2 separate regions of the Homo sapiens genome follow, and region 1 is linked to region 2. The links are chromatin loops, found by intact Hi-C in ENCODE. Cell type or tissue: K562. All regions are shown on one strand. Each heading gives the region's core, and the rest is flanking DNA. Links, peaks and the distances in the headings are about the cores only.

What was found. A loop is a pair of places that touch in the nucleus more often than their neighbours do. Peaks named below come from ENCODE experiments on the same cell type or tissue, not always from the same donor. Only the 100,000 strongest peaks of a DNase experiment are listed, where the experiment ranks them.
Region 1: a loop joins it to region 2, with 2.5 times the contacts of the local background. A loop is called at or near these places in 2 of 110 quality-filtered maps.

What each region holds. Positions count from the first base shown.
Region 1 is chr1:208,445,225-208,454,987 of GRCh38, reverse strand. No RefSeq gene overlaps it. Among named protein-coding and RNA genes, the nearest start is that of LINC01735, 160 kb to the left of the region's middle. RefSeq lists enhancers at 8,937-9,437, 8,597-9,763. In K562, for the core only: a CTCF peak has its summit at 4,839; a DNase peak (open chromatin) is centred at 4,847; H3K27me3 peaks cover 362 bases.
Region 2 is chr1:208,246,745-208,256,507 of GRCh38, reverse strand. LOC105372889 (a long non-coding RNA gene) reads right to left here and starts at 3,766. Exons shown (of 6, transcript XR_922509.2): 1 at 3,681-3,766; 2 at 3,326-3,379; 3 at 1,887-2,011. In K562, for the core only: a CTCF peak has its summit at 3,940; a DNase peak (open chromatin) is centred at 3,937; H3K27me3 peaks cover 1,377 bases.

The DNA.
Region 1 (9,763 bases), core at 3,685-6,184, 200 kb before region 2:
CTGAACAAGGAAGTCTCATATACTTGCTACAAAAGTCATCCTCACAATTCTCTGATTATATTTTCCTTCTGTTTGCTGTGTCTCAGTTCACTCTGCTCCTGTGAACTTCTCATCATCCCACCCCTGCTTATTTTACTCTCACACCAAATTCCCTATGCCTTATCTGCCCCTATAATAGCCTGTTCTGAAGTGTGGACAGTTTCTAGAGAAAATTAGGAATTCTGTTTTATTTGGGTACTCTGGAGAAATTAATGCCCATGGTAAAAGGAAGCCCTCCTCCACTCTTTTGGCAAACAGAAAAGGTGCCCAACGTTGTCTCTTCTGCACATCACTACTTTCCAGCTCCCCAATCTTGCGCTTGTTCATGTTAAATATACACCAGCCCTGAAAATTTATTTACACTGAACCTCTCCAAACCTATATATCCTATACTATTTTACATATTTCTATTTGGTGCATGGATTTATTTTTATCCTCACGACTAGACTGTAATATTCCCAATTAGACTGAAATATTCCTGCAGATCCAGTAATACTATTTATTTTGCATCTTTCATAGTGCCTAGCAAACACAGTGTTGGGTAAGACTTTGGAAATGTAAGATAGTACTATACAGTGGCAATATGACTTTTTTTTTTTAAAAAAAGGCAAGCAGAAATTATACAACCAAAGTAGTACTAAAACTTAAAAGATATCATTGTAGAGCTGCATCATTTTTTCCAGCAATGCTGCTGATTTACTTTTTTGTAACTTTTGCAGCCAGTTTGCAAGGCCCAAAAGAGAAGTTGGTAGTCTTAGTTGGTAGTAAATCTTAATTTTTGATACATTGTTGTGACTTTATTCTTTACTGGTATTTTTATATTACCTAACTTGTCTGCTACTTTACTTACCCCATTAGGTCAAATTATTATTCTGGGGACTTAAAAAATTACTACTGGTGATTCCCTTAAAGCAAAAAATATATATATATACACACTCAAGTAAAAACAATGTAACACTGGGACTACAAGCCATCCTCAAATAGGAACATAAAATATTTTCAGCACGGATAATATCTTAGAGTCTGTGTATGGCTACTTAAGGTGGCTTCTTTGCAGAAGATATTGGGAAACAGCTCTCCGTGAATATGTTCACCTTTCTGCATGGTCTGGGCTTTCTTGCAAACCCAGGTTAAAGAGAGGATTCAATGGTAAACAGTGGTAAACATTCAATTAGAGACAGTGCATACCTCCAGAGATATTTAAAAGATTCATTTCCTCCAGAGCTATTTTGCTATTTTCTTATATTCTAAGAGTGGTGAGTAGAGTTCCTTCTCTCCACCCCAGAGAGGATCTCTCTCTCTTTCTCTTTCTTTCTCTCTCTCTCTGGAATTAGATCAGTGCAGATGTGCCAGACATACTGTAGAAGTTTCAAGCCTCATGAATTTGGGGCTCCTCCTCTGTGGTGTGACCCCACTGCTTGCACAGATAGTATCAGGCCCTTGGCACACCAGTCTGTGCTTGACTGGGGCACAGGGAACCAGCACTAAGATGTTCTAGGAGTAAATGGTCTGTTCTCTAATGCAGAGGTCTGGTGTTTCTGTTAGTGTGTGTGTGTGTGTGTGTACACACACTCGTACCTACACAGGAAGGTTAGCTTGCAAGTCAAGTAACATCTCAGCCCCATTATAATTTTGGACTTAACAGAAGATAATCATTATAACACTCTTTACATTAATCAAACAAACTACACAAATAAGTGCTTGATGATGGCATAATTAGTGGAGAGTCTTCTTTGAAGGATGTAAAAAACTCTGCCCTTAGCCCTATAGTCTTGCCTTCAAGTGGTTGCCTAATACACACAAGACAGGGTCATTGTCTTTGGGAGCCACAACAATAATTCAACACATTCCCAGTCCTTAAGGAGCTTATAATCTACAGAAAATGCTAAGGTATTTACCTAAATACCTTTACAACAAAATAGAAACTGCTTTTGTGAGAGAAACATGTTTGGGATGAGGAGCGAGAAAAGGAAGAAGTTGTTGTTATTTCTAGCTGTATATGTTGTAAATAGGGAGAAGCTAACTGAAGAGTTCTTGTGAAGGAAAATGTTCAACATTTGTGTTTATCATTTAGGTAAAACCACAGAATCCATGCTTCTTGAATTTGTGGATCACACAAAGCAGAAAGTGATGGCCAGTAAACTGGTTGGCAAAATCAAGATTGTCTACAAACTGGAATGTCAAGAAAAGCTAACAAATGAAACTTTACAGTTATAAGTGTGGCAAAATAAATGGGCTAGTTGCAATATTTACAGAGGAAAAATAACAAGGTTTGTAGCAGACTACATAAGCTCAGTATCAGTACAATTGAACCCAAACTCTCATTTTTGTGCTATAACAAATCCCTTCATATATCGTTCACCTTTGAAGCTCACCCAAATCATTTGATGGCTTCACCATGTAAGTTTTATTGTTCCCATTGAATAGAAGGGGGATTTGGTCTCAAAGCATGAGTGATTTGACCAAGGTTGGTAGCAATCAAAGAGGTGAGAGCCATCTTTGGTCACACTGATAGAAGAACATCACAATCTAAGAAGGCCCAGCAATGACCAGAATTCTGTACTCAGCTTCAAGAATACCATTATATGAAAGATATTGCCAATGTGGGCACAATCCATTTATGAGGACAAAGGGTCTGGACATTGTGGCATATAAGGAATGTTTGGAGGAACTTGGCCAGGAACAGAAAAGACCTCAGAAGAACTGCTGTCTGCAAATACGTGAGGAGCTGTCCTGAGGAAAGGAATTATGCTTGTTCTGGGAAGGTTCATGAAGCAGAACCAACACAGCTATATGAAAGCTAGGGGAAAGAAAATTTCAGTGAAGTTTAAGGAGAGCATTCTGTCATCTAGAACTAGGAGAGATGAGCTTGCAAGAGTGAATCCACCATTAAAGGACCCATGATAGCACAGGTTGTAGCCTGCCACAAATTGCAGCTGTTATAGGAGGAATGCCTGGCTAAAAATAAAAAGTCCATGGCTCCTAAGATCTCTTCCAACTCTAAGATTCTATCACTTAAATAACAACCCACAACATGAGTAAATTCATGTCCCAATAATAGATCTTGAAAATATGCTTAGACATTAGCATGCTGACACCATGAGTTAGCACTGTATTCATCTGGGTTATAAAGACATCATAAATAATCATAAGGCCAAACATGTATCATGACTTTTGCATTTTGCTGGTCTTCATATCCCTCCATGAATGAGAACAGGGGCTGAATTATTTTCTCAGAAAAGATAAGTGATGATTTTAAGGTGATATGGCAAGCTAGTGGTAAAATCAGAGCCATAAAAACCAAAAAACCAAAAAACCAAAAAAACACACACCAGTATCCTCTTACATTCCTTGAGATCTCAGCAGTAATATTAACAACAGAATGACTAATACTTACACAGATAGCACCCACTATGTGACATCCATGGTTTTAAGCACTTTACATGTATGACCTCATTTAATTATCACAAAAACCCTGTGAAGTGGGAACTGTTTATATCCCTATTTTGTAGGTTAGGAAACTTAAGATGCAGAGAGCTTAGGTAACTTGCCTAAGATAGCAGATGTTATGGCGACAGGATTAAATTTCAAACCTTAGCAATATGCCTCGAAAAACTGTACTCTCAACCACTGTGCCATGTTGTCCCTTAGACCCATTTTATATGTGAGAGAGAAAGAGACCATTCTCCTATTTGCACATCACAGCTTCTGTAGAATACGTTGCCAAAGGAACCAAATAATCGAGTTTGACAAGCTAGAGACATAGAACAGGCTCCACTTTAGGAGATGTCTTCCTGCCTGGCTCCGCTCGGCCTCTGCAAACAAGCAGCGTGGCTGCAGGAGCTTCATCTCACCAATGGGATGGCGGAAATTACCCAAGCAAGTCGCAAACTCGAGACTCAGCGGTTCTGATCACCAGACTGGGCTGAAATGTGACCCAGATTCAGCCAAATCCAATGGAGGAGGGGCACTCAATAGAAGGGTAGATGGCAGAATCCACATTTGACCTTTAACTGGAGTGCGAGGAAGACAAAACCGAAATAATGGGTACCACAGATAACTGTTTATTCCTTTCCAGCACAACAAGCAAATAAACTGCCACTGGTGCCTCAAAACTTCATACAGAGTAATATTCCTTTAATGGAATGCTTTTAGAGAAGAGTCATAAAAATAAATTGAAAAGTGCTTTCTGCTGGCTACAGCTGGCATAAGCAGCATCTGAGCAAACAGGATAACACAAGGCTTAACTTAGCATCGCCATTTTTATTACTCACCCGCGACAGGTCTTATAATAGTATAAATTCACTTAAAAAACGGACTCTTCCTCCCATTGTCGCCCCTCCCTCTCTCCACCACCAACAACCCGACAGTCTTCTGTGTTAATTCTGAACAGCATAATTACAGGTCTTTTTATGATTTAGGTTTGAGACCAATTAGCTGATACTGCAAGCCTTTCAAATGCCAGCTTCCCTCTCGGCACTCCCTGTGCTGCTGGGGATTTATCTGTGTGCTTGTAAAAAGCAAATGTTTTGTGAGGAGCAGAGAAATCGGGTTTGTTTGTGGGTTGGTTCCCTCCTCCCCTCTCCCTTTCTCATCTGCCTGTGCATCTTTGGTGCACCTGGTCTCTAAAATTGTCGTGGTGTGAAAGGCACACTGAATATTTATGCTGGGGCCTCAGGCAGCCTCTGATAACAGGTAGTTGTTGCATAGAGCTGCCAGTTGCGCCTGCTCTGTGATTGCCTTCCTTACAGGTGGAGCTGCAGACCCATACTGGGCCATGAGCTGCCGCCATTTTAGAACCTGTTGGCTGCCGACAGGAGGCGCAAGAGTTCAGAAACTCAGAAAGCACATGCTCAACAGCCCTACCTCCTCCACTCCCTCTGCCCCTAACACCCCCCGACCCCACACTAATCATATACAAGTTGACAACATTGTCCTTGAAGTCAGATATTCAGCAAAGATCTACATAATCAACTAACAAGCATGAATCGTATAAATCCCTCTGCACCATTGGGGGATTCGGGGGCAAAGAAAATAAGATTCCTGCCCTCGACGTGCTTTTAATTGGATGTAAGAAGACAACTTTCTTTGTCGTGGGGTCCCCAGTAATCAGACCGTCTAGGCATCTACTGTGTAGCAAGCACTTTATAAATGTTGTTGTTAATCCTTACACAACCCTTCAAGATACATATAATTACAGATATTCTCCAGATGAAGAAATTGAGCTCACAAGATGAAATAATGTGCCCAGTGTCACAGGATCCCCAAACTAGTAAATAATAAAAATGGGAAACCTGATTCTGACCTGACAGCGAAGCCTTTACCACCACCCGTGTTTCCTCCCTATAGGCCAGTAGAGATGAAGTGGAACGGGCATTCTGCTGGTGGTTGTGGGGGTGGTTGCAGGTAGAAGTTTAGGAATATTTGGGAAAGGAAAGGCAGACTAATTTGAACAGTGCAGAGGAATTAAAGAAGTCTATAAAAATACTCAAATATTGGGCCAGCAATGGATATACAGAGCTAATACCAGATATATTATTACATTAACAATTCTACAATATACTGGGATATTATGCAGCCATTAAAATAACTGTAAAGACCAAGCAGAAATGTGGAAAATGCTAACTGTACAATGTTTAATAATAAAATAATAACAAACTAAAACAGAATACTAAGTACTCTCTTGTACTTTGATAGTGTTTTCACATAAAACTTTCAGTTAAAATTGTTTAAAAGGAAAAAATAAGTCCATCCCCTGGGCATAAGCATGACTATATTTACACTGTTCCAGACAGATGGTTTTCTCTCCTCTTCTAACAGATTTCCACAGAGGGAACTCTAATGCCCTCCCTCTGTTATTTTAGTGCCTTGCAACCCTATTTTTCTCAAGTCTACCCTCATGTCCCTACTGATGCAATTTCACCCCACAGTTGGCTTCTGTCTCTGTGAGCAAACTGCTGGTTTAACATTTTTAACATGCTTTGGGATCCAGGGATCGAGAAAGTAAGATTGTCATTCTTCTCACCTTCTTGCATTCTGCATACCTGCTTTTGATACTTTTGATATGACTGAGGGGGTGGAAGGAGGGAAGGTAATGACAGAGAAAATACTAAGTGCCGTAATTCACCAAACCTATTATTTTCCAATTTTACGCTTCTCTTTCACACTACTCCCAATAATTTCACATAATCTCCCAATATTATTCATATGTAGCAATTGTTAAAAGCTCCCATACCTTAGCATCTCCACCTCTCCTCTAACGTTTGTCATGGTAATGTCACATACCTCTCCTTTCAGACGTAGTTACTATTATCTTCTCACCTTCCCCCACCTGATCCCATCCTGAATAACATGTCTCTTGATGAGGTTATAGAAACCACATCTGTTTTTCTCTTACAAGTAGATCTCAATAGCACTCATTAAGACAGGCCTTTGCCCATCCTATCTGATTCTCTCTTTCCAGGATGGTACCTAGCGCTGGCATATATGGTCACTGCTTAGCTGGGCAAAGGCCTGAAATGCCAGTGGAGAAGATGAAAGCAGGGCCTTAACTGAAATAGGATATAAAAGAGGCCATGGTTAAATCAGTAGAGCGTAAAAAAAATGAAATGAACAAAAGAAGGTGGGGATGTCTAAACAGAAACAGATGCCATGAAGCAAGGTCAAGAACAAGCCCATTGGTTAGTCCCCAGACCTGTAGCCACTGAGTAGGAAAGGCAGCATGAGGACAGACATCTGAGCTTGGAATGGGTGGTAATTTCAAAAGAAGAGAAAGTCAGAATCTTCTGCTGATGTCCCTTTGGAAGGTCCACCCTCTCCCCCTTCCCTTGTTTTTTTGGGAGGCACTCTGAACCTGATATCTGATATTCACATAGGGGGAGCTCTGTTACTGCCAGCCTCTAATTTCCCTTTCTAGCCAGGCCTTTGCCCTCTCTCCTCTGCCCTCACTCTCGCCTTCTGTCCTGTTCCACAACCCAGCTGGCCATTCCTCCACACTCAGAGCTGCTTATGCCTGAATGCAGTCCTCACCTTCCGTATCTGAGACACTCCCAGTCATTTGCAAGGCTCACTTTTTGACACACTGTCCCTGGTACCCCTGGGAAATTTATAACTTCATCTTCTGGACTCCCATGGCATTTTGCAGAGGTCTCTGTCGGAGAATGTATCAACATGTTATAATTGCTTGTCTGCATGTCTCTCTCTCCCACTATATATGAAGATGCTTAAAGACTGACTACTTTCTTACTCACCCTTGTGTTCCTGTGCCTGGCACATTGATTGGCACATCAGAGGTGCTTATGTGTTTTCTTTAAATGCCAAAACCAAATATTACTTGTTGAATTTTCACCTAGTTTTTTCATTCTCCTCTAAAATCTTACAAATCAAGAGAAGCAATGTCCCAAGACAAACAATATGACACCTAATAGATGTGTCTATTAACAGCCAGCCAATGTCCTCAGTCAATAATAATAATAATAATAATTAGCATGCCCAGATACTGTGTTACTGTTTAGCCCTTTATTCCCAGGGCTTTTTGTCTAGGGAAGGGCTCTGTCTCCGTCAGAGCTGGGGGCACATGCAAATCTATTTTCTGAGACTAGCTCTGTGGAGTATAGAGTGAGATTGTGAAATTCAAAACACACCTGGGAAATTCAGACAAGATCTCAATAATAAGGACTGTAATCAAGGAAGAAACCCTTAGTTAAGCAAATAATTTGCCTTGGGAGAAAAAGGCTGAACATGATGTTCTTCACACACAGGGACTTTAGCTGGCATTTCATCTTCAGTCCGAATAGTCCTTGCTGAACAAACCTCAAAAATGAAATATTTACACTATGCCTGCCACCAGTAGAAATGGTCTTCCAATCAGAGAAGCAAGCTGTGGGAGGTGAATGAATGTCTTGAATTCAAAAAAGATACAAAAAAAAAAAAAGAGAGAGAGAGAGAGAGAGAAAGGACAAGTTTAAAATTAAAGAAAAGTGTTATCCAAGGGTAAAGAAATTTGACCTGAGTTCTCCCCAAGTGAGGATAACATGAATGGTAATGAGTCCTGTCTTATCTCTGCAGTTACGGGGATGATTTGCAGACATCAGATTTTGTGATGTTACAGACATGGTTCCCAACTTCGAAAAGCAAGAAAAAAAGTGGATGCAAAATAATATACTTGCATTGGACAAACAATAGCCAGATAACTGTATATCACAGTGAGATATAATGTCAGGTTTAGAATCAGATAAATTGCAAATAACAATGGAGAAACAACTGAACCTTGAGGACTCTCAGCAGATAAACCAGATGAAGTGGATAAAGACTCGCTGTGTGGAGAAGGCAGGGCAGCCCACGCAGAAAGGTGGGAGGCAAGTAGACAGAGGAGGTGGTAGAGCGGTGATGGAGTGTGAGCATCTAGATAAAAAGCTGCAGTCAGCTTCCCAAAAATCAGGGAAAATAATAGCCGGAAATAATAAAGTAGAATGGTAGCAGTGTCAACTGTGATAAGCAGATAATTTGTTACTCTGGACAGCCTGGGGCCCCTTTCCAGAGACAGGCAGAAGTCCAAGTTCCTAGACTTTCAGCCTGTGCAATCAAGAAGGAAAGAAGTAATGCAAAGGGCAGCAAGAACCACAGAGAGGGGGATTTCAGGATCATGGCAGACGGGAGGGAGGACTAGATTGCAGCTGGGAACAGAGCAGCATGCGGGGGCTTGCACTGTGAATTTTAGCTCCGGATCAACAGCAAGAACAAACCAGCAATCCTGAGAGGACCCACAGACCCTCTGAAGGAAGCACACTGCTACTGCAGGACCCGGGAGACACCTCAAATATACTCTGGGAGGCGGAAAGCGTCGGCAAGTTTTCAAGCCCGTCTAGCCCTCTGCCTGGAAACAGACTCAGGGCTGTTTTGGTGGGGCACCGTGGGAGGTAAGATCAGCCCTTTGGTTTGTGTGGGAGCTGGGTGAGGCCTGTGACTGCCACTTCCCTGACTGCCCTTCCCTGACAACCTGCATGACTCAGCAGAGACAGCCATAATCCTCCTAGGTACACAACTCCAGTGACCTGGGAATCTTACCCTATCTGCCACAGCAGCTGCAGCAAAACCAGCCCAAGGAGAGTCTGAACTCAGACACACCTAGCCTCGCCCCCACCTGATGGTCCTTCCCTACTCACCCAGGTAGTGGAAGACAAAGGGCATATAATCTTGGGAGTTCTAGGGCCCCACCCATTGCCAGTCCCTCTCCACACTGCTACAGCTAATGCTTTCTGGAAAGTGACACCTCCTGTCAGGAGGCCGACCAGCACAAAAATGGAGCATTATTTTTTGCACAGAGTCCAATGCACCCTCTGCCACCTCCACCAGAACAGGTGCTGGTATCCAAGGCTGAGAGACCCACAGACGGTTCATATCACAGGACTCCGTGCAGACAACCTCTGGTACCAGCCTGGAACTGGGTAGACTTGCTGGGTGGCTAGACCCAGAAGAGAGACAACAATCACTTCAGTTCAGCTCACAGGAAGCCACATCCACAGGAAAAGGGGGAGAGTACTAAATCAAGGGAACACCCTGTTAAGGGAGGAGACCACCCCTCATATTGTGTTATGCCCAATTTCTGCCTCCAAAGAAAGAAGTAAAAACTAAAAGGCAGAAATGAAATCCACAGGCAGACAGCCCAGCGCCATGCCCTGGACCTGGTAGTTAAAGATTGACGCCTGACCTAATTGGTTATGTT
Region 2 (9,763 bases), core at 2,624-5,123:
ACACTGTCCTATCGTGACAGAGAGAAGTGTGGCTGTGAATGAGAAGTAGAGAGGAATGAAAGCCATTGTAGGCCCTTGAGGCAGAGTCCCAACCGGACCCTCCCCTCCTCAAGAAGGGTACTGGTTCTTTGCATGTGTGCTGCCTTCTCCTACCCCCATGAAGAATAATTGCACACTTTGTGCTGGCTCCTGAGGCAGAAACCAGACCCCAGTCCCCAGGGTTGTCAAGTGGCATTCCTGACTCAGGAGCTCCATCCAATTCCAAACAATTAGATAATTTAATCAGCATTGCAGAAGGCACATACTAATGCCATTAAAGGCAAGATCTCCCAGGGCAGTCTGGGAGGAGCAGAAGGGGAGACAAAGTGGAGTGGACTCAGCCTCAAGGTCACTGTGTCCTCCTCCACTGAATTGCCTGAGAGGGATGGTTCTGAGGCAATGCTGTTGTTCCCAGGGGTGGACAGCAGTGCTCCCTTCTCTAGAAACCAGGGTCAAAAACCAAGATGGAATCTGCACAGAGGACAAGAAATCATCCAGAGACTTGTAGAAGAAGCCCTGCATCTTCATGAATGGTGCATGGGACTAGGAATCAATAGGTCTTGTTTCAACCCTGGATCCATCATATATCAGCTGCATCACCTTGCACAAGGCACTTACTCTCCTAAGCCTCAGTTTCCACATTTGAAAATAGAGACAATTGGCCTGGCACGGTGGCTCATGCCTGTAATCCCAGCACTTTGGGAGGCTGAGGTGGGCAGATCACGAGGTCAAGAGATCGAGACCGTCCTGGCCAACATGGTTAAACCCCATCTCTACTAAAAATACAAAAATTAGCTGGGCTTGGTGGCGTGCGCCTGTAATCCCAGCTGCTTGGGAGGCTGAGGTAGGAGAATTGCTTCAACCACAGAGTTGGAGGTTGCAGTGAGCCAAGATCATGCCACTGCACTCCAGCCTGGCCACAGAGTGAGGCTCCGTCTAAAAAAAAAAAAAAAAAAGAAAAAGAAAAAAGAAAATAGAGACAATTACACTGCTTTCTAAGATTTGCAGAGTAAGGGAAAGGAATACATCATTTTTTGTTAGGATTGGGAGTCAGAGGTTGTGTTCTAGCAATCATTGTGCATTGTTTCAGGTCAGGTCCAAAACTGGAACCAAGGATTTAATAACTATTATGAGCAAATATATGGAAATTACAATAGTGCCTATGGCAGGGATCAAAACTGTGACTACCTATTTTAATGTGTTGGCCTGAAAACCAAAATATACCAGGATGCCATGCTTCTTGCTTTCCAGAGGAGGAAAATAAGGCTGTCTGATTTCCCAAAGCCACATCACCAGTTAGTGACAGAACAATGACTGTCACAGAGAAACTGTCCTGTAAGTAGCAGTTTTTCTTGTGCCAGACACTGTGGTTTACAAGCCTCTCATTTAATTCTCATAACAACTCTATGATGTTCACATTCTTTTCCCATTTTACCATTGAGGAGACTGACATTAGATAGAGGTTAAGCAACTTTGCTGAAACCACAGTGGAATGAGCCCTGGAGCCAGGAATCAAACCCACTCTGAAATCTGTGCTCTTAGCAATAGCAATGGAACCCGGCAGTCTTCTTAGTATGTATCTACCTGCTTCTAATGTACATGAAAACTTTGTCAATGACAACTTGCTATACACATGACCACATTCATTATTAATATTAACTGTTAAATGTAATTATGACATTAAGAGAAGTTAGCATTCGTTGGACTTTAAAGCTCATCAAAAGCACAGAGGTGATTCATAGGTCCTGGGATGAGGTACATATAGAAACTGCAGAGCAATTTGGCACATTCCTTTATCATAGGGTCTTTTCTGAGCTCATCAGTCAAAAGGAAAGAGAAGATAGTACCTTGTTTAAACAGGGCCAGAGATGTTAGTGGTTTTCCCTGATGGTAGAACTTGTAGTGGTGAAATTCAAGGCATATCTAATGTCCCAAAGGAGATTTTTGGCATCCTGACATTCCCTGTGGTCAGCTTCTGTGTATGAAAGAGGGATCCAGATTAGTGGAGCAGAACTGGATGGGTCCTGGTGTCAGCCTTAGAGAGAAACAGAGATCATGGGTGTTTTCCATCCCAGGCCCACAGGGGTCCCAGCATCAGAACAAAGATCTTCCAAAGTGTGACTCCATGATGGTGTGCCAGTCTTGACAGAGAGAAGAAAAGTTGGGATGGGCAATGGCTATAGGGAATTAATACAAAACTTTCACTTCAGATGGAAGGTGCAAGAGAAACATAAGGCATAGCCCTTGCCTTTAAGGAATTTGCAATCTAGTGGGAAAGATGAAGGTGAAGTGCCCCGGTGGGGTGCAATGGCTCACGCCTGTAATCCTAGTACTTTGGGAGGCTGAGGTGGGCAGATCATAAGGTCAGGAGTTCAAGACCAGCCTGGCCAATATGGTGAAAACCCATCTCTACTAAAATTACAAAAATTAGCCAGGCGTGGTGGTGGGCACCTGTGGTCCCAGCTGCTTGGGAGGCTGAGGCAGGAGAATCGCTTGAACCTGGAAGGCGGAGGTTGCAGTGAGCTGAGATCGCGCCACTGCACTCCAGCCTGGGCGACAGCATGAGACTCTGTCTCAAAAAAAAAAAAAAGAAAAGAAAAAAAGAAAGAAAGCAAAGTGCCCAAATTAAGCACACTGATTAGCAAAAGGAGAGGTCAGAGGGAATTGCAGTCAGAATGCAGCAGAGGAGAAAGAATGCTGGACTTGAAATTAAAACACCTGGGTTCCAGTAACTTCTCTGCCATTTCCTGGACATGTGATCTACAAGTCACTTATGCTCTCTGAGTATCCTTGCTTCTCTCATTTCTGAAATGAGTTTCTTTTGAAAAAGCAGATACCACTAGTGAAAATATTTCAACATATATTTATTAAATGACTTATCTGTTACAAGTTCACAATGAAAAGAAGCTAGTGTACAAATCCTTAAAATTCTGTATAAACAGAAAGCGCCATGGCATCTTAAAAGAGATGGACCTTGAGAAGGTCCTAAAGATTGTTCAGGCATTGGATGACTGTGGGAAGTGAGGCAGGGGAATGCCACATTCCAGACTGTAAGATTAACATGAGCGTAGATTCAGGGGAGTGAAATGAACTTAGTATCTTCAAGGAACCACTACACCCCGGGGTGGTAGGGAGGGGGCTGTCAGAAATAAGATTGAGCACAGAGGGTAGCGCAAGATTATGAGAAAGTTTGAAAGATGGCCTTTAGCCCTCTGATATTATGGTTGTGGAGTGTAATTTTTATTCAAGGGGAAGAAAAAAAAGAAAAGAAATGCATGCTGCTCACCCAAACATCAGGACATTCTGTTCTTCTGTGATTGTGCTTCGTGAAAATGTTCTCCTGCAAAAAAGAAAGAAAAAGAATGATTAAGGGAAAAAAATAACTAGAGCCACAGTCATTTCAGCTCCACTGAAAGCACAGCAGGAGAAAGTAGCTGTGTTTGCCAAACTCCAGAAAGAGACACAATTGATGGGGGTGGGGAGAGGGGAGGGTGAGGCAGGGGGTGGGAGATGAGGAGGAGCGGTTCTGCGTTGTTTTATTCCCCCAAGAAGATATTGTAAATAATGGAGAGGTATAGTACATGGAAGGGGAAATTACTCTGACAGGGCCCTTTTAGGGAGGAAAATGGAACTAAACACACGTTCCATTATTCCTGATCTTTCTTTCAACTCCCCATTTACATGGGGGCTCCCCGGAGCTGATGTTTCCCTTTTGCTGTCATAAGTAGTCATTGACTGGAGCCGATCATTTCGAAATAACGGCCTGCTACTCTTCCGCTGTCGTGATTAACACAGGGTAATAATTATTAACCACACTGATAACTGCAGAGGAGGGGGCGGCTGCCAGGTTGCCCTGCTTTTCTGAAGCCAGGAAACTTCCCTGTCATTCCACCAGGGGTGGGTGATGTCCTGGAGAGACCACAGAAGGCTTTCTGCCGGCTTCTCCAGGAGACCAGGAGCTGGGGCTCCCGCACCCTGGGCAATCGCCAAGGCTGGGTTTGCTGTCATATCACGACCTTGTGCAACAATGCCAAAGTAGGAATTCCACAGGAAAAAGTGGAGGCTGGAGCTTGAGGGATGGGGAAGAAGAGAGAAGGTAAAGAGACACTACGGGATTGTCCTATGCTCTTGGCCTTTGAAACGTCAGGAAATATTGTCAGCTGAATGGATCGAAGGGGCTATAGCCACCCATGACTCAGAAAGATTCATAACACCAGAGCCCTGAATGGGAGCGTTTATCAAAGACAGGCAGAGAGAGAAATCATCCGACTTGGGATAATTCAAAGGCAAAATCCTATTTCTCAGCTCTGTCCCTGGATTGCACTCCCTCGTTGATTTTTTAGGCAGTGAGTTTCTTAGGCATTAAAAGAAGCCTTTTTTTTTTTTTTTTTTTTTTTTTGGCGTCAACATCCTTCCACCGTTCTCCAAGGAGAGAGTTGGAAGGGCGGCAGCATAGCAAGCTGGCGGTTGTGCTGGGGAGTAGAGGGTGCATCAAAGCTAATTCCTGCTTTTTACAGGTGGGGAAACCAAGGCCAGAGGAGGGAAGGTGACCTATGTGATGTCACACTGCCAGGGAGTGCAGAGTCAGGAATCAAACCCAGGTCTCCCGACTCCCAAGGTGGAGTTTTTTTTTAGTTCTGTTGTTGCTGTTGTTAATGGAGACAGCAGCCTTCATCCTACCAGCACTGATTGATTCTAAGTCAAAAGAAGCCATTCCAGAAAATCAGTGCTGCAGCCCCAGAGAGAAAGAGGAGGAAAGCCAGAAGGGAATGATGGAAAAAGAGAACTGCTTTTGCTGATCTTTCTTTTCTGTCCCATATAGCACTCATAATCCCCGGCAAGAGAGTATTTCACAAAAGGAATCATAATGAACTTAATATTAAACTGACTAAGAGGGGAAACCTAAACGTGGACCTTTCCTTCTAGGAATTCGAAACTCAGAATATGGAAAACATTGTTAATGTGGTTATTAATTGTTTCATGATGTCAGCGCTGATGCAGTTGATCCCTGCCTGCCCAGCGCTTGTGCCACTTCTGGATTTTTCTTTTCAGACACTAGCAATTCACACCCTGTCCTAAATTTATAGCATGGGGCAGGCACTGTGGTTTGCACCTGGATGTCAGGATATTTGATTTGCTTAAACAGCGTGTTTGTTTATTTTTGCATGGAGTGGTGGACTTCACTCTCCCAGCCTCCTTCCCGGGCAAGGTCCCACCCACCCCTGCAAGGCCCTGGACCAGCCTTCACCTGTCTGGCTTGAGGCCTCCCAGATCCCCCCTGGGCCGCCACTTGGCATTGCCTCACAGTATACCAGAGACAGGCCCCCAGAGCAGGGACTGGCTCTTCAAACCAGCCCCTGTTCATCACTCTTGTCACACTCGGGGCTATAGTCCCAGGGAGAACCTGGCACCGTGTTAGGTACTCCAGATATGAGTCAGGAAACAGAAGTTGGAGGCTGGGGGCTTAATGGGCTGTCCCTGAAGAGCTTGCAGTCAGAAGCAGGAAGAAATTCTTCTGCTATCATTCTTGTCTTTCTTTCTCCCCTAATTAGGAGGAGCTGTGAGTTCAATTCTGTTGGGGTTTGTAGGGCACAGATGCAATCAAGGCGAAGTCAGACACTGGCGTTTTGCTCACCCAGCTCCCCGTGGATTTCCACAAAGACCGACTGGCATGTTCTCTTTAAGGGGTGGGGGTGACACGGGTTGCACCCAATTATCCCATTATTCTGAAAGGCAGGCGTGGCCACATATGTGGTGTTGTACAGGGCAGAGGTGACAGAAGCTAGCAGAGATTTGCATGTATTGGCAACTTCTTTCCTACAGGCCAATTCCCATTATTAAACACACACCCACTATAAAATAGAGGAGAATTGAGCTCATTAGTATGATCGTTTAAAAAAATCATGAAAACAATTACAACAACATGCTCTCCTTTGTAAGAGAAAACGATGCTCCTGACCCTCGGCAGAACTAAAGCTCTGCGATGCTTTGCCTGATTCGTGATGAGTCTGGGGGCATTCTCCTGTGGCAGGGGCTCCAGGTCTTTGGCCGGGGAAATGCTAAGAAGCAGGCTGAGGCCTGTTGCTTCCCACTTACTGGCTTTCAAACTCCCACATTGATGGGCCCCCACACTTTCATCACTTTCTCCTCATCAGAAAAGGGCAAAATTCGAGAAAATGGGTGCCAGATCAGCCTGCATTTACATTCTGGCCATACCACACACTACCTGTGTGACCTTAGGACCATCATGTGACTTCTTGATCATCGGTTTCAGCATCTGTAAAATGGGATGATAAACCAGGCATGGTGGCTCACACCTGTAATCCCAGAGCTTTTGGAGACCGAAGCAAGAGGCTTGGTTGAGCCCAAGAGTTTGAGGCTGCAGTGAGCTATGATCGCACCACTGCACTCCAGCCTGGGCAACAAAGCAAGACACTGACTCAAAAAAAAGAGGGAGTGGGTGATAATAATTACTTAATTACCTTGTAAGATTAGAGTTGTGAGGATTAGGATTAGCACAGAGTAGGAATTCAATATATTTTAACTTATACCATTATATTTTGATAATTATGGGCAACTGAAGAAAAAGTATTGTTTTGTCTCAATGAAGACGATGGGACAAAATGATTACTTCCTACCAGTTCTGTGAATTTCTGATCTCAAAGCAAATAAATGGCGCTGATTTTGTCCAGTCTTACCCCCCCCCCCCACCCCGAGAAAGCCCTGGCAGGCCCGCCCAGAAGACATTGAGCCCTCAGAAAGCCTTAGAACCCAACTGTAGTTCTGGCAGCAACTGTCCTCTGAACCAGGCTATGCAGCAAAGACAGGAGGTCAGTGACTCAGAACAGGCAGGGGATTCCTGGCCAGTGAGGGCTGCTGAGCAGGGGTGGACCCCAAAAGCACATTCACATAATACATCTCAGCCCACAGGGAATGGGACCATGCTAATTTCTATGCAATCACAGCGTGTTCTCCAAGGCACCTCAGCCGCCCCTCTCTTCTCTTGCTCCCTGGGAGGGTGTGGGTGTGTACGTGGGCTGCTTAGTAATGAGGACCAACTCCAGCCTGGGTGTGCTTTGTGATTCCATAGATGAAGGTTTGTGGACAGAATCTCTTTTTCTCTGCAGCATTTTTGAGTGGAAGAGTAGGAGAGAAGGAGGGACCCCGAGGTGATGGACAACAATGACCCCATAAGCAAAGGGATATTTCTGGTGAGCCCAGCTGTTTTTCCTAGAAAACCAACCAAGAGAAGAACTGCAGTTGTACAGTTGGGAAATAGGTTTGCCTCCGGATGGAACTTTCAGGTTTTAAGAGAACATTCCCATGGATTTGTATAATGCTTTCTGGCTTGTGAAGCTCTTTCATAGTCAGCATCTTGCAAGACATGAAATGCAAGGGACATTATTCCACTTTATAAAGGAGGAAACTGAGGCACCAAGAGATTTACCCAGGGATTATGTGACCAAATGATTAGTTTCTCCTTTGGGGGGATTCTTTTAGAAAAAATAAGAGAGGAAGGCCCTTTTCCTGACCCTTAGTGCTAGGAATAGAGCAAAAAAAAAAATAAGTCCTGAGCCTCAGCCTTCACCTTCCATGCCTGGAGCCCAGTTGTCCACACTCCCCTACCCCACCCCTCCTCTGAAGCCTTCTGACCTTGCAAATGCCAGAGCCTTGCAAACTGTTCCAGGGACCTATTTAAGTAGGTTTGGGACTGCAGTTGCCTGGGCTTCACAGAGAATATTCTTCTCCCAGAGCAACACACTAGATGGATGGAGGAGGGGAGGGAGGGTTAGGGAAAGAGGACGAGGTATACAGGGACATAAGCTCTGCTCGTGGGAGGTTTAGTGAGAAAGGAGCGAAATCCTGCCTTGTTTGATTTGGAGCCTTAACAGGCTTGCTACTGTTTAAAGTACACAGGAAAGTGGGATTTGTGAAGGGAGGAGAGGGGAGGGGAGGGGAGGGAAGGGTGACGTCTTTATGAATGGTACTGAGAACCCCGGAGCAGATGCCCTGTTCCTGTGTCCTGGGCTGCCAGCCCCGTTGCCTGGGCTGAGACCCACCACTCTGGCATCCCGCAGTCTCTCTCTTCCATTCACAGGACTTGGCCCACACACTCCAGGCTGGCCTGTCTGGACCAATCCCTTTGTTCCTAACAATGTAGGGGTTAAGGGGAGGCTGCTCTGCTGCTGGGGTTGCCTGACAGCATCTGCTGGATGAAGGTGAGGTACCTGGTAGGGAGACAGAAGGGACCACATTCCTGCCTGTCTATAGTGGCAAGCCTGGGCTCAGGGCAAGTGAAAGATGACATGCATCTTAGAGCAGAGACCAATCAACTTGGTGGTGGCATCAGTGGTCTCAGCTTTGGGAGCCAGGTACAAACCGGGCAACAGCCAGTGCACCATCCAAACATTGCCCTCTGACACTGGCAAGCAGGAGCACCCTTGGCTCCCAAGCACAGGTCCAGGCACACATCCTCCTGAGCCCACCTCCCAGCCGACTCAAGGCACCGTAAATATATGCATGCACACACTCTCAGGCAGCATTCCCATGCTAAACACTGATAGCTTGCCACCCCCCGCCTCTAAAGGGAACAGACTTGATGCTGAAAGCCTGCCAAAGTGTGGCTGGCTTCCAGCACCAAAAATACCTCCTGTGATCCGAGGGGCTACTGTACTGGCATCTATTTGTGGGGCTGGAGCTGCTGCTGTGACATAAAGGACTTCCCCTAGGGATGGGCTAGTTGCCCATTTGGGCCTGTGCTCCCCAAAGTCTAAGAGCTTGCTTTCCAGGGCCAAGGCCTGCTCCCAGCCTGGAAAATGCAGGTGGCAGCATCTTAGCCAAACCTGCCTTCCACAGGAGAAATATTCATTCTTCACAGGAAACATTCTGTGGCATTCCAGAATGTTGGTGCCCTGTCCTCTCCCACTTCTCTCATTCTCTTGCTTAAGTAACCCATCTAGTTACTTAGCTTGCTTCTTTGACAAGCAAAGAAGAGGCCTGGGGCCTGGAACAAGAATGCAGAAGTGACAAATGACTTTCAAGGTGAGGTTCCAGGAATATCTTGACTAGGGAAGGTAGGTAGGTTGGGGTGAGTGGAGAACCCTGTTGAGTGTGCTATGATTTTCCAATGATGAGGATTTGGCATAAGATAAACATTTCCCCATTCATTCATTTGTTCATTCATTTGATAAATATTTGTTAAATATCGACAGCCTGCTCACAAATATGTTGCACTACATCTATCCTTCCAGATGGAAATGAGGACGAACTACAAGGCCCTGACAGAGGACTGGTCAGTCCCAAGGGGCTGTGGGCCTGATATCAGATGGACAGAATGAGGAAGAATATAGTGAAGGGCAGAAACATACAAGAAAACCAGAAACCTCAGAAAGAGATAGATCTGAGGTTATAGAATCTGTAGGGTTATTGCCATGCTTTCTTTAAAAATATGTGCCAAAGCAGTAATTATGGACTGTATATAGTTCCATTAAAGGAAGAAATTTAGTAAATTTGCTCTTCATAAATATTTGCGTAATAAATGAATGAATACCCAGATCAAAGGGAGAAGGTTAACGAGCAGATGTAAAGACTAGAGGTTCAGGTATACCGCTGTTGCCTCAGAGGATGTCAAATCTAAATACGAACCATGAACCCAAGGTTTTGGTTTTTTTTTAAATTCTCAGAGCATGTTATGGTAATTAGATGTTTAGCTAATAAGATCCAT